Regions from separate parts of the Homo sapiens genome. Here region 2 is linked to region 1. A link is an interaction called in ENCODE POLR2A ChIA-PET data of the cell type or tissue named here. Cell type or tissue: Panc1. All regions are shown on one strand. Each heading gives the region's core, and the rest is flanking DNA. Links, peaks and the distances in the headings are about the cores only. Region 1 overlaps EPAS1 (endothelial PAS domain protein 1). Region 2 overlaps PRKCE (protein kinase C epsilon).

Region 1 (7,619 bases), core at 4,166-6,665:
ACTAAGCATGATTTCAGAGCCCCCCCCCCCAAAAAAAAGCAAGCAAGGTATTAGGGCACATCAGAAAATCAGACATCCTTGGCCTTCAGGAACATGCTATATTGTTAGAAAGGCAAAAACAAATAAAGTGTCATTAGATAACAAGGAAATATAAGCAGGCTCTTTGGCAAACAACCAAAAGCTAGTAATGCAGGGAGTGGGAGTGCCACTGTGGAAATTTCTACGCTCCCTTAGTGATTTTGTGTAAGATTTCGGGAAGCCTGGGCTCACAATAGAAAAGTAGGAGCTATTTGAATAGGAAGAGAGGGGAAAAGCATCCAGATGGAGGAGCTAGTGTGAGGGAATAGAAGTGGGAATGAGTACTGCAGCACTGCCTTTGAGGCTGTGGGAGGAGGCTTGTGTATTAGGAACTCAGGAGGCACAGTGAATGATGGTGAATGGGCGATAGAGGTGAGGTGGGGTCCCTTGCAGTCAGCAAGGTGAACTCCCACTGCCATGGTGGCTGCCCTTGGGAAGAAAACTAGACCAAGGACCCATGTCTTTACTGAGGCCCTGAGTGTCTAGCTAATCTTTGGAGATCCCTAAGAGAAACCCAAATCCACAAAAGAAACCCCTATCCCACTCTGAAGATTCTCTGTGCTCCGAGGATAGGACAATCCCGCTGAGGAGGCCTAAAACAGCTGCAGGATCAGCACCATGTGGACCTCTTCTGGGGGACCAGGAAAGCGATCTCAGCAGCCAGGGTGCCTTCCAGTCAGTCGGCAGGGAAATGCACGGGGGCACTAATTTCCATGGAACTCTGGAAGACTCCAGAGAGTCAGGGGACCACACAGTGCCCAGCCACACAGACTAGGATTTCTTTAGATGTCTTGGCCATGACAAAGGCCCTTACCAAATGGGAGGCGCACATCAGCTGAGGCAAGACAAACAGAGTGATAGCAAGAAAGCCAGAAAACCAAGAAGAGCCTCAACTCCCATGCCCCACCCACCAATAATTCCCCCTAAGTCCCGGGTACAGAATAAAAGACAGACTCCCGCTGCACAACGATATGGTTACATTTATAGAAGCTCTCTTGTCACCAGTGAAATGTGACCTTCATACTTTCCTTATCTTAATATCTGGGTAAACATTTGTTGTGCAAGCACACAAATAAAGGTTCTAAAGGTGAAATGTGGTGTGTCCAGCAACACCACACTGCTCCAAACCCAGGCCCCAGAGAGTCCTTTTGGCTCTGCAGAGGACTTCTCTCTCCCTTCACCCTGGGCACCAAGGCACCAAAATTAGCTTCGTTGACCTCAGCCAGCTCTGGAGTGAACGCTGCCATTCGAAAATAGCATCTGAGAACTCTTGGAAACACAGGAGAGAAATACAAGGGTACAGTGGTTTACAGAAACTTACTGCGAAAGCAATCTCACTGGAGTGCTTTTTTAACTAAATACACAGGAAAGGGGCATTATGAGGATTTACTCCAATCTGTGGAAAGTGAATTATATGCTTCTAGCTCCCATCCTGATTAATTCTATTAAGTGTGATTGTTTTCATTTAGAAAAATATTGCAGAGGTAATGTTCATAAAGAGAGTTTGTCAAATGACCCATGCTTTGACCCAAAATTTTGCTGTACTAACTTGCACAGTCCTATTATTTCTAGACACTCTCTAAAAACATTGTGTCTCATTTCCCCATATATTTGATATATGTGATTTTTAAAATCTTGTCTTGAAATGCAGAAGGAAGGATTCTCAAGCAGTTCCTCAAAAGGCACAATTTTCTGTTGTTTCTATGTGGAATTCATAAACAAAGCCAAGTAACCGAGTTTTTATGTGTGCTTAAAGGCACTCTTTCCTGCAACTGTGTGTGACGTATTTTTCCAGGACAATCTTTCTCAATACTCCAAAGTGCTTCAGTAACAGGAAGTCATAAAGGTAGGAAGGAGGCCTGTAAATATTTGCTGTAATTGCTCATTAGTAATGAGAATGGCTGGCATTGAATTTTGAGTCACCCTTTTGTGCTCATGGCTCATTACCTTGTAACTGGAGCCCAAGGTGGTACATATGGGCTTTCCCTCACCATGGACAACCAGGTCCACTTCTAGGTTTTACTTCAGACAGTGTGGCTTGTTTCTCTCAGCACCTCCATTTCCCAAATATAAAGGAAGGAAAGCATGCTGGTCTTCTTGCTCCCTGCCCCCTAACCAGAGGCAGTCAGGAAAAAACTTATACAAAGTAGTGACAGTATGCAAAGTTTTTATCAAAAGTGAAATGTGTGTATTTTTTTAATACTATACTAATACAACATCGAGAGACAGATAAATACTGTCTGGGTAGACACACAGCACAATGATTTAAATGATTACCAAAAAATAATCATATACTTTAATGGATGTATTTTAAACAACTTATAAAATGCTTCTGAACTTTCTCAGATTCAGCTCATGTGTCCTCTTATTCATAACAAGCCACTGACTCCCCTTAGTCACAGGCCAGCATCAGGGCACCTCGGACTAAAAATGAGACCAAAACACTCAACCCGTTACAGAATTGATTAACTTCTAAGAATACTATTGGCTGTACCCCCTGCTTCTGGGGGCAGCCTACAGGGCAATGGGGGTTACCTTCAGCACCACAATCATGAGTACAACATAATGGATCCACTTTCCTGCCCACGTGTTTGATTACACGGCCTAACCAGATAAAATCACTAATTTGTTAAGATTGCTACCACTTATCTCTTAGTTTTTTTAATAGGAGAGTTCCATGGCTGGGGATGGGGGGATAGTTCAAGAAGTCACTAGGGGTGTATGAGACACTTCTAACAATCCACTTCCATGGCTTTATAGAATTCACAAAACGTCAGATGAGTACATGGCAAATAAACATATGTTTCAATGGGGTCATTTTTCTCATTGACAAGACACCCTTTCTGAAATATTTTTCCACATGAGAAAAGGATCTGTTCACAGGATCATTATCTGGCATGGAAATTACTTATAACTTTAAAACTGAGGAATCTTTCCAAGTTCGGGGGAGTGGGGGCAGTGGGAAATGTGCCTCCTGGAAACATGTGGAACTTCTGGCAGTGATGTCATCTAGTAAGAGTTTTGCTGACGTACAAGTGGCCCCTGCAAACAGCCTAAGGCAGTCAAGCAAACAGGTATTTCTTAAGAAATTAGAAAAAACAAGGTCACTTAGAAGTGGATAACATTCTTGTCCATTCCACACCTGACTCTTCAGCTCCAGGTATCTCACAAAGGGTCTCGCCACTCTTCTTCACTTTATGCTTTCATCAGATCAGTTATGGGGCTTCCAACAGTGGGAACAGACAAGGGTCACCAAATTACACCCAACATCTACTTGAAAATTACAGATGCTATTAGGGGCATCCCATGGATGACCACCACATCGACTGTGATGCACAGTTGCCAACACGGCTTGCTTCTCTCTTGATTAAGGTATGTGTCAATGCAATTCTGTTTGGCAGCACTAGAAAAACTCAAGGTACCCTCTAGGTTCACAGTGCAGGGGCCAACAGTGTGATGGCTGTTAAGGCTCAGGGCTCATCAGCGAAAGGGCTCTATAGAAATGCAACATGCTATTATCACAACAATCATAGCTATTCTTTATCCCCCTATCCATTCTTTCCTTCCTGTGCTTGCAATTTCAAAAGATCAAAAGAGCCACAGGAAGTCCTGTGCATCTTGATGGTTCTTCAGAAGCCACAGAGGAAGAGCTTCTAACAGGTTCTCCTGCACAATGGAGTCCGAAGGCTGAAGTAATTATTGAAGTCTTGCCACCAGCGAAGGGTGGGATGTGGAAAGCTTTGAATTTCTTGGGGCAGGAGAGAACCACCTCTTGTCAGGGTCTAGGAAAACCCATGAAAAATAAGAAATTCAAGGAGTTCCATGTTGGCCTTTCAGATCTTCAATCCCTATCTGCTTGTGAGGTTTGATGCAAGTGATAAATCACAAAAAAGAAAAGTAATTATAATTACAAGGAAAACAACAAAGGCAGTTGTCATTTATAGAGCACTTATTGTGAGTCAGAAGCAGTATTAAATACTTTATAGATATCTTCAGTAAGGGAAGGGCGTATGGAACACCCATTGAGAGTATAGACTCTGGGGACCTCCTTTACTCAGGTTGAATGCAGCTCTGCCCATGCTACCTATACGACCTTGGGCAGTTAGCCCTTCTAGACTTCAGCTTTCCCATCAATGAAGTGGGGATAATAACAGGGCTTATCTCACAGGATTAAAAAGTTAATCCATGTAAAGTTCTGAGGACGGCACTGGCACAAATAAGACTGTCAGTTTTTTGTGTTGTCCTGATGCAAAATATAATTTCTATTAAGACCACATACATTCCTAGAACATGAAGGTCATCCAAATAACTGTTTGAGGATGATGGAACATTTGAGGATAAATTTGTTTTCACAGTCATTTTTCAGAAGCATTAATAAAATGAATCATACCAGTATTTACCCTGTGCAGGGCACTTGGCTTCCCGTCCTTCCAAGACTGAGGGCAGACATGTAGGTGGACGGACACGCCAGCCAGGGACAGGGAAGATTAAGCGGCACCTCAGAACCTTTACTAAATACACACACCTTCCTCCTCCCCATTCTTCACCACAGGGAGAGGCAATGGCAGTAAAACACAAGAACTGTCTGGGATCTGAACAGGAAGACTCTGAAACATAAGACAGTCACCAAATCAGACATCCAAGAGCAAGGGCTTGCCTTTTCCATATCCTAGAACCTTTGAAAGGCTATGGAGAGCTGAACAGACTTCCTTTAGAACAAGTTGCTTCTATACATAATGTCTTGCACACATTTTCAGAGATTTACACGCCAGCCTCTGAAACCCATTCACAAAGCCTGGTTAAGAAGCTCCCTCTCCCTTCTTGGCCTTCCTGGAGTCATAGCTGTCTCCACTGATATTCTCAGGGGAACAGAAATTACTACCCCTGTTGTCTGTGGAGCCCCACCAGCTCCCTTTCCATGTCCCCACCCAAAGCAAGTGTATAAAGAACAGCAAACATTCCATTTCAGGGGCCTTCCTGTGTATGGTGTCGAAGTACATGATAAGGGATACACCATAGGGAGCCTTGTGTGTTTTCTTTCCTCTCGTTAGCCCTCAAAGACTGCCTTCTCCCATTTGACCTTCCTTCTGAGCCAGTCTTTAAGCTGGTGGTCAGCACCTACTCTGTGTGGTTCCGGGGACACTAGGAACAAATTTCTCCACCTCTAAATACACATAATACTCTTAAATAATTGTGTGTGCTTATGTGTGTGTTGGGGAGGGGGGCGGTTATTACCTGAAATGCTACTCAGAGCTTATCTTTTGCTTCAAAATATTAGATTTCTACAGAAAAGCATGTAGGCTGTCAGCTCTTTATATTTTCTTTCTTTTCTTTCTTTCTTTGACGTTGTCTCGCTCTGTCACCCACGCTGGAGTGCAGTGGCACGATCTCGGCTCACTGCAACCTCCGCCTCCCGGGTTCAAGCGATTCTCCTGCCTCAGCCTCTTGAGTAGCTGGGACTACAGGCATACGCCACCACGCCTGGCTAATTTTTTGTATTTTTAGTAGAGATGGGGTTTCACCATATTGGCCAGGCTGGTCTCAAACTCCTGACCTCGTGATCTGCCTGCCTCGGCCTCTCAAAGTGCTGGGATTACAGGCATGAGTTACCACGCCCAACCCCTTATATTTTTACTTAAGCTTCCTTGTATCTCTTTTTTTTTTTTTTTTTTTTTTTTCCTAATCAGACTAAGCAACTTGATGACCAGGACCATATCCCCTATTTCTTAGTATTCTCTTCAGCATTTTAGCCAGAGTAGGAGTCGGTGTTGAATACAAGTTTGTCATCTTATGGATTATATCTTAGGGTGAATATCAGAGCTGGTGTCCATCATGTGAACAGGCAGCATGGTACTGGTGGGGAGAGGGGTGGAAGTACAGAGTACTAGGGCCCCAGGAGCTAATATTGCTAACTTGACAATATTGGTAAAAGCTAGACCTGTTAAGAACTACCAGCAATGGTTAGTACTGAAAGCAAAAGGGAAGATTCATCAGGCTAAAATAAAAAGGGAAACTAGCAGGTTGGCATAGGGCAGAACCAAGGAAAACAAAACAAAACCCCCAAAAAACTACTAGATTTCCTGAAAAGTGGAAAAGCCTAAATCTCAAGACAATTAATGACAGCAAGTATTTTCAAATGTAGGAGCCTAAAATCCTGGAGCACTGAGAATTATCTAATTGTTTCCTTCCATTTCTAAACACTTTACTTAATAAATTCCTAGAAAGTTGAGAATCACCACTGCCCCCCCCCCCGACGCACGGGCACACACACACACACACACACACACACACACAGAGAGAAAGAGGGACATTCTAAGTAAATTAAACTGTTTAGTCTCACAGTTTTCACTCCTAGTGAAAATGCCAACTAACCCAGTACAAAAATCAATCTAGCAGCTGCTTGAATGTTCTCTACCTCAAAAAGCAATCTGCTCCACTGAGGAGCGGTCCTTGCATTGGTTTTGTTTAATGAGGTCTACCTATATAAGTAGATTTTTTTCTAACTAAAACAATGAATTCATACTTCTCAAAGTTTACAGACACTGGGAACAGCATCAATTCAACTCTGCTTCCTTTTTTTTTTTTTTTCAAAAAGCAAACAGAATCATCACTTCTACTGCAGCCTAAAGGTGTTGATAATTATCCAGAAAAGCAAATCTCCTTTCTATAAGGTTCAGCGGTTTGAGAGTTGTGATGGGGAAGGCACTCCTTCGGAAATCATCCTCACTATCTAGAGATATTTCAGGGCTGGGGTACTCTCCTGTGAACAATAGGAAAATACATACTTAATTGAAAGTAATAAACCAGGGTTCTGACTTTTTTTTTTTTTTTTTTCTTTGAGACGGAATTTCACTCTTGCCCAGGCTGGAGTGCAGCAGCGCTATCTCCGCTCACTGCAGCCTCTACCTCCCGGGTTCAAGCAATTCTCCTGCCTCAGCCTCCAGAATAGCTGGGATTACAGGCACCCACCACCACGCCCGGCTAATTTTTTTGTGTTTTTAATAGAGACGGGGTTTCACCATGTTGACCAGGCTGGTCTTGAACTCCTGACCTCAGGTGATCCGCAGCCTCAGCCTCCCAAAGTGCTGGGATTACAGGCATGAGCCACCGCGACCAGCCCTGACTCTTATCAGCACTAATTTTCCTTGTGACCGGAGAAGTCTTTTAACCTCTCTCGGCATCAGTTTCCTTATCCAGAAAGAGAAAAGTCTGACTAGATGATTTCCATGGTCTCTTATAAAATAATTCTAGGCTCCCTATAAGCACCACTGAAAAAAACTTGAAATGATGGCATTCTTTTGAACTTCATGAAAACTGTATGAATTAAAACTTAAATACTCAAGCCAACAATGTGTTACATCAATTCTGTATCATCCTGCGCTGCTGGTAATACAATGGAAACATATCAAGTGTGGAGGGAATATTTATTTAAAATATATGTTTAAATTGAGAGAAACTGTCCAGCAATATTTTTTCCCTTCAGAGTTGGAATAATGATGGAGTTTGATTTGATTTTAGAAGAGGAACAACTAAGTCCAGCT
Region 2 (7,619 bases), core at 3,066-5,565, 330 kb after region 1:
GGCCTCCCAAAGTGCTGGGATTATAGACATCAGCCACCGCACTTGTGCCTGGCCTCCTTCCTGATTTTCTAACAAATCCTAGGCATCAGATAATTTCACTTGTAAATAATTCAGTGAATTATTTTTCAGTGGATTATTATTCAGTGGAATCCTCACCCTGAGGTGTGTCTGTAAAAGATAAGTATTCTTTTTAAAAACACACAATCAGCTGGGTACAATGGCTCACATCTATAATCCCAGCACTTTGGGGGGCAGAGGTGGGTGGATCACTTGAGGCCAGGAGTTCTAGATCAGCCTGGCCAACATGGCGAAACCCTACCTCTACTAAAAATACAAAAATTAGCCAGGCGTGGTCGTGTGCTCCTGTAATCCCAGCTATGTGGGAGGCTGAGGCATGAGAATCACTTGAACCTGGGAGACAGAGGTTGCATTGAGTGGAGATCATGCCACTGCACTCCAGCCTGGGCAACAGAGCTAGACTCTGTCTCAAAACAAGACACACACACACACACACACACACACACACACACACACACACACACACAGTCACAATATCCTTGTTGGTTACTAAAATCTTAACTCTTTTCATAAAATTCTAGGTATAAAGTTGCCAGAAACCATCGCTTCTTTCCATGTATTTCCCCCTATGTACCAAACACACACTTAGCCTTCCATAATAGTCCCCTGCATTCAGATAAGGAAGAAACGAGGCACACCAGCATTCTTTAAATGAGGTGCATAGTCTCCCCTACCCCATCCCCGACATCTTGTAACAGAGATGTTGTAATTAGAGGTTCCCAAGAGAAAGGCTTACCAGATGAAGTCTCTGCAATGGGAGCAGTAGGTGGGCTGCCGAAGATAGGTGGCCATGAACTTGTGGCCGTTGACCTGATGGACCCTGCGCCTGACGGCCCCCTGCCGCTTCCTCGGCCGCATGCGTTCCCTGAACACACGCTCTTCATTGTCTTTAGGGGCTGGGGAAGGACAAGAGCAGGGAAGAAAACGGAGTCTGGGTTAGTGCACCTTCAAAATGAGCTCCCTCTGGAGAGCTACTCCATCCCTGGGGGAGTGGAGCTGGGGTGGGTGAGAGGTAGCCTTTGTGTGTGGAGGGACTCGGGGGTCTGAGGAGTCCCACTGAGCAGCTGGAGTGAGCGAGCACATGTAGGGTGGAAAGGCCCAGAGTGTGCCTATTCCTGCTATATCCTCAGATTCCATCCAATCCAAATTCTGCTCCAGGGCTGGCTGCCCTTTCCTCCCCACACAGGCTACAGCTGGTTTCAAGGGCTTGGGGGTCAAAAGGCTCAAGGTTCGCATCTTACTGCAACTCCTGAGCAGTGTGACCTTGGATAGGTGGTGTTTCCTCCCCCTGAGCATCTGAGCGCATCTCCCTTTGTAAATGGCAATGGCAGTGCCAGCCACAGGGGGTGGCTTAGAGGACGCAATGAGATGAATCTCCACACCCTAAGCTTCCTGGCTCAAGAAGTAGCTGCCTAATAAATCTGACTTCTTCCTTCTTCCTCTTACCTAGACTAAGCCAACCAAGAGCATTTTCCCAGAGGTCAAAAGGAGAGGGAAATATGACACAGTGAAAGTAGTTTCTCGAAGGCTCAAGACCACCACCATGGGCTGTAAAGATCCCACTGGAGTCAAAAAGATCTTCCCAATACCTTCCTTCCCTCCAGTTCTGAGACTGCCCCACCAACTGAGAATGCCTTGCAAGGGGACTCACAGATGATCACAAAAATAATAAAGATAATTGTTATGGGCTACATATTTTTGCCCCCTCAAAATTAATACATTAAAGTCTTAACCCCCAAAGTGATGCTATTTGGAGATGGGACCTTTGGGAGGTAATTAGGTTTAGATGAGGTCGTGAGGGTTGAGCCTCCATGATGGGATTAGTGTCCTTATAAGAGGAGGAAGAGACCTGAGTGAGTGAGCTCTCTGTCATGTGAGCAAGGAAGAGGGCCCTCAGCAGATCCCACCCATACTGGCTCCCTGATCTTGGATGTCCACCTTCCAAAACTGTGAGAAGTGAATGTCTGTTGGTTAAGACACCCAGTCTTTGGTATTTTGTTATTGCAGTCTGAGCTGATTAAGACAAGGATGACCATGATAAATGTTTATCGTGGGCTTACGCTCTGGCAAGTGCTATGCTAAGTGTGTTATATCTTAGTGATACAATACATCTCAATGAACCCTCGAAACAACTCCACTTGAAGGGTACTGCTATTAGCCCCATTTTACAGGTATGCAAAGCGAAGAATAGAGTTTAAGTAACCTACTCCTGTTAACACAGCTACTCAGTGGGGAAGCCCAGATTCTAACCCAGAGAGTGAGAAAGAGGCCATTGTTCCTCCACCCACACGCTGCTCTGAAGGACGGCCTGCACTCCTTACAGAAAGTCCCCAAGCTCTCATCTGAGTGGCTTTCATCACCAAAGAGTCCAGCTGCCTGTGGCTTCCCCAAGAACACAGTGGGCAGGCTTTGGGCTTCTTCCTAGGTTTCTGACACCTTCTAGAAGGTCTCCTAGAAGGTCCCCTGCACAGGTCAGCTTAAAATGCACTGGAAGGCTCTGTGCCCCCAAATATCTCCAGGCATCAGCGAGTGCCTGACATCTCACCATAACAGGGCCAGTCTTCAGGGGAAGAAGCATTGATCCCTCCTGGACCTCTCTGAATGTAAGGTTCCCTGAAGTGGAGGTCATATGTATGACCTGAACAACAGATTAATCCAAGGGCATCTTGTTATTGGAGGGTAGGGTAGAGGGAAGGTAAAATTGAAGGAGGTAAAAGGTGAGAACAGGACCAAATGCGCAGCGTGTGCTTCCAAGGACGCAGCAGCCTCTGAGCAAACAGGCAGCTGTTTATTGGAAATCTGCCCTCAGCGTTCCCAGACTGCATCTTCAACACAGGCTCAGATGACCCGGGTGGAGGTCTGCTTGTGGATCCCCTTGCTTCTTGACCCCTAGCCCACCTGGGTTTCAATTGGTGCTTATTGTTTCAAAAAGTCTCTGGCATCACCGACCTTCTGGGTACAGAAAGCTCACCACCTCCTACCCTGCTCCAACCTAGGGGTCTTGACCTGCTGACCAAATTCTCACGGGAGGACCCAGGTCTGTTCTAGTATAGAGACAGCAACACACACAGCTGCAGAAGTATGGCAATCACCATTCGGTGCTGCCATCATAGGCAAGTTTTTGTTTCGCTTCATACTTTCACAATGTGTAGAATGTTCTACTATTTTCATAAGCAAGAACAAAAATATGACAACCAAAAACCAAATCTATTCAGTAGCCCTTACTTGCTACAAACTTACCTACAAAAATCCAATCCAGAAACATCATCCTGGGCATCATAGGACACAGGATGCAGGTTATTTTCGTAAAAGAGCACCCTTAACTCCTTTCACAGGATTCACCACGGAATACATTTGAACAGTAAGCCCGTCTCCTAATGCATTTAAGATGCAATTTGATTTACAAATCTCTCAAATTGACTAGTTGTTTTCATCCTGGGAAACTATTTTCAGTTAAAATGGTGATGGGTCCAATCTAATTTTCTCAAAGGAACACTGTTATGACGGTGGTTACAGTCCTTCCTAAGAGTCTTATTTCCCAACTTTTTACAGAAATGACGAGCAATGAAACCAATCGTTCTAAACTGTGTTGACATCAATCCAATAGGGCAATATGGCAACCAATTAATTTGACTCTATTCATTTCAAAGCTGTCTCAGCGGGGTGCCCTGATACCTGGAGGGAAGCTGTTTAAAGTTGGCAGGGGTGTGGAGGGGGAGTCTCAGGCACAGGCTAGGCAGACAGCCAAGGATAACTCCTGTAAGTCAGAGTTCTAAGTTCAACTTCCTCCAAGGTTTCTATTACTATTGCCCCAAAGGAGCATCTGCACTGCCTTTTAAGTCAGATTTGATGTCAGATATGGAAAAACAGAAGGTCACAGGAGGGAAAGAACATGGGTAAACTTCATGCTTCAAGTGAGGCTTGTGTGCAAAGCTACAAAGCAGGTGACAGGAGAAAGGGGTTGGAGCCTGTGGCTGCTGAAAACACCCCAATTCCACATTCCTCTGGGCAGGAAAGCCACGGGTCAGGCCAGAGTATCCTCAGCACTGTCACCCACAGGTGGAGAAGAAAGTGGCCTATACAATGTGAAAAGGGGAGCTACTAGGTCCCTCAGTCCCCAAGAACCTCCCTACTGGGGCCTGGAGTCCACCACCAGAAACGGATCCCTTCAGCATTTCCCTCCGCTATGAAAGGTCTCTTCCAAAATGTAGATCCCACATATGTATTAACTTAATTCTGGGCTCTCTATTTTGTTCCACTCGTCTATATGTCTGTTTTTATGCCAGTACCACACTGTTTTAATTGCTGAATTTTTGTAATATATTTTGAAATCAGGAAATGTGATGCTTCCATCTTTGTTCTTTTAACTCAGAATTGCTTTGGCTGTTCAGTCTTTCATGGTTCCATATGACTTTTAGGATTGTTTTTTCTGTCTTTATTGAAAAATGCCTTTGAGAATTTGATAGGAACCATATTAAAGTTGCAGTTCCTTTTAACAAAACATTAATTCTTTTATGGGCATTTTAACAAACATTAATTCTTCCAAGCCAAGAAGAGTCAACTGATCTTCAACAAGAGTGCCAAGAATATACAATGGAAAAAGGATATTCTCTTCAATAAATGATGTTGGGAAAACTGTACATCCAATGCAAAAGAATGAAACTGGATCCTTACCTTTTACCATACACAAAAATCAACTAAACGTGGATTGAATACTTAAATGTAAACACTGAAACCATAAAGCTCCTAGAAGAAAACATAGGGGAAAACTTTCTTGACATTGGTCTTGGCAATGATTTCTTAGATATGACACCAAAAAGGCAACAAAAGCAAAAATAAACAAGTTGGACTACATCAAACTAAAAAGCTTCTGCACAGCAAAGGAAACAATCGACAGAATAAAAAGGCAACCTGAAGAATGGAAAAAAATCATTTGCAAACTGTATATTTGAGAAAGGGTTAATATCCAAAATACATAAGAAACTCCCACAATTCAATGGCAAAACCAAATAATCCAATTTAAAAACAGGCAAAAGAACCGAGTAGACTTTTCTCTAAAGACATACAAATGGCCAACAGGTATACAGGTATTTAATAAGATGTTCTACATCACTAATCATCAGGGAAATACAAATTGAAGCTACAATGAGATGGCACTTCATACCTGTTAAGATGGCTATGATAAAAAAAAAGAATGATAAGTTTTAGCGAGGATGTGGAGAAGAGCGAACGCTTGTTCACTGTTCATGGGAATGTAAAATTGTACAGCCACTATAGGAAACAGTATCGAGGTTTCTTAAGAAACGAAAAATAGAACTACCATTTGATTCAGCAATTTCACTTCTACACATCCAAAGGAATGAAAGTAAGGACCCTGAAGAGTCCTCATGCATCTGCACTCCCACATTCACTGCAGCGTCATTCACAATAGCCAAGACATGGAAGCAACCTAAATGTCCATCTATGGATGAATGGTTAAAAAAATATATGGTGTATTCATCACATACACACAAAAGAAAACACAAGGCGGAAAGGTATGTTCCAACTACTTAGAAAACATTAACATTGGTCATTCGTTGACACTGGTGGAATTACAGGTGATTTTTACTTTTCTCCTTGTGCTTCTTTGTATTTTCTAAAAAGAATCTCTATTGCTCTTTTTAAAAAGATGATACAACAAACATTGAAAAACCATAATTCAAAAGAGATTGTCTTCTCAATCTCTTACACTTACACTAAGACTCAGTGTTCTACTGTCTTCAACCCTGGTTACACAGATGACTAAGTAAAAGCCAGAGAGAACCACTTGATACTTTTATGAAGTGTGAGGCTAAAGGAAAGCTGAAGCAGATTTCTATGTCCTTAGCATAGCTTTCTACCTTGACGTAAATAAAATGCTTTGTTACAATTTCTAAAAAACGAAAAAAAGAAGAAAATATGGTGTATTCATGCAATCGAATGTTACTCAGACACAGAAAAGAAGGAAATCCTGCCATTTGGGGTAACATGCATGGGAGGATATTGGCTAAGTGAAACAAGCCAATGGCAGGACAAATACTACATGATACCACTTATATGAGGAATCTAACGTGGTTGAACTCATAGAAGCAAGAGAGCAGAATGGTGGTGGCCAGGGGCTGGGAGAAAGGAGGAATCAGGGAGATACTAGTAAAAGGGCACCAAGTTCCAGTTATGCAAGATGAGTAAGTCCTAGAGATCTATCATGCAATTTTGTGCCTATAGTTAACACACTGCATTGTATACTTAATTTGCTGAAAGCGTACATCTTATGTTAAGCATTATCACAAAAAAAATAAATAAAATGCAACTCTCATAGTAGAGGTAATATGCGTGTGTCTGATGTATAAAATAACAGATACATAAATGTATGTATATGTGTATGTATATATAGTATGTATAATTTATATATTATATATTGATCCATAATATAGTATAGTATATATAATATGTATGATATATACATATATAGTTTTGCTGAACTATTTGAAGGTTATAGACGTAGTGACACTTCACTCTTAAATACTTCAGTCTTTATCTCCTAAGAACAAAGACATTCAGCTACATAATCACAATAACAGAGTCAAGAAATTTAACACTGATATGACATTATCTAATATAGAGTTCATATTTGAATTTCCCCAATTGTTTCCCAAGTTTCCTTTGTAGTTTCTGATTTTCACCCAGGAGCTACCCAGAGCTCATGGGGTTGCCATATCTTCTTAATCTTAGTCTAGAACAGTCTCCTTTACTGTTCTAGATACATAAATGTATCTTTTTTAATGATACATTTATGTAGCATCCAGGATGTTGTCACATTGAATGCTTCACAATCTGAATTTCTCTGATTGTTTCCTCCCAATTAGTTTCTGATTAAATGGCAAGACCAGCACAAAGGGCTATGTATCAACAAATTGAAATATATATATCAAGATCCCCATAGATAATAGCTTAAAGGACACAAACATAAAATTTTCATAAGATACTGACTATAATCAGGAATTTTGAAATGCAAAGCAAAACAGTTTTGGCATACACTGACATACCATTTAATACCTAAAAAAGTAACCAATTTGTTTTAAAATTATTATCCATTATTGGCAAGTCTACTATGAAACTGACATTCATTCACTGCTACAGGCAATGCCAGTTGACATGTTTTCAGAAAGCAGTATCACAAGACACAGAGACTGCACAGGGAAGGCCACAAAGAGATTCACATCCTTTGATTCGGCAACTCCTTAGGAATTAACTCTAAGTCAATAATTAAACAAACTAAAAGCTATATCCTTATAGATGTTTCCCTTTGCATATCTATATTAGCCAACAAACAGAAATGACTTGACTGTCTACTATTAGGCCAATGGTCTGATGAATCACATTACAACGACAGCAACTTTAAGAGGGTGAAGAAAGACCACAGAAACCTGGAGAAATGTGTTGTAATATTGTGAAAAAAGAATGAACAATAATACACCCCAATGTCAAGCAAATTTGCAGGCTGAAGATAACGTAAGAACGGC

Evidence for each region. Peaks named below come from ENCODE experiments on the same cell type or tissue, not always from the same donor. Only the 100,000 strongest peaks of a DNase experiment are listed, where the experiment ranks them.
Region 2: POLR2A ChIA-PET joins it to region 1 with 10 read pairs; 2 of 35 experiments call an interaction of 5 or more read pairs at or near these places.

The regions. Positions count from the first base shown.
Region 1 is chr2:46,300,872-46,308,490 of GRCh38, reverse strand. All of the region lies in intron 1 of EPAS1 (endothelial PAS domain protein 1), which reads right to left. Among named protein-coding and RNA genes, the nearest start is that of EPAS1, 7.3 kb to the right of the region's middle. In Panc1, for the core only: no CTCF peak of the experiment used is centred there; no DNase peak of the experiment used is centred there; H3K4me3 peaks cover 1,116 bases; H3K27ac peaks cover 2,344 bases.
Region 2 is chr2:45,969,784-45,977,402 of GRCh38, reverse strand. It overlaps PRKCE (protein kinase C epsilon), which reads right to left. Exons shown (of 15, transcript NM_005400.3): 3 at 815-974. Among named protein-coding and RNA genes, the nearest start is that of PRKCE-AS1, 300 kb to the right of the region's middle. RefSeq lists enhancers at 2,399-2,448, 3,410-3,959. In Panc1, for the core only: no CTCF peak of the experiment used is centred there; no DNase peak of the experiment used is centred there.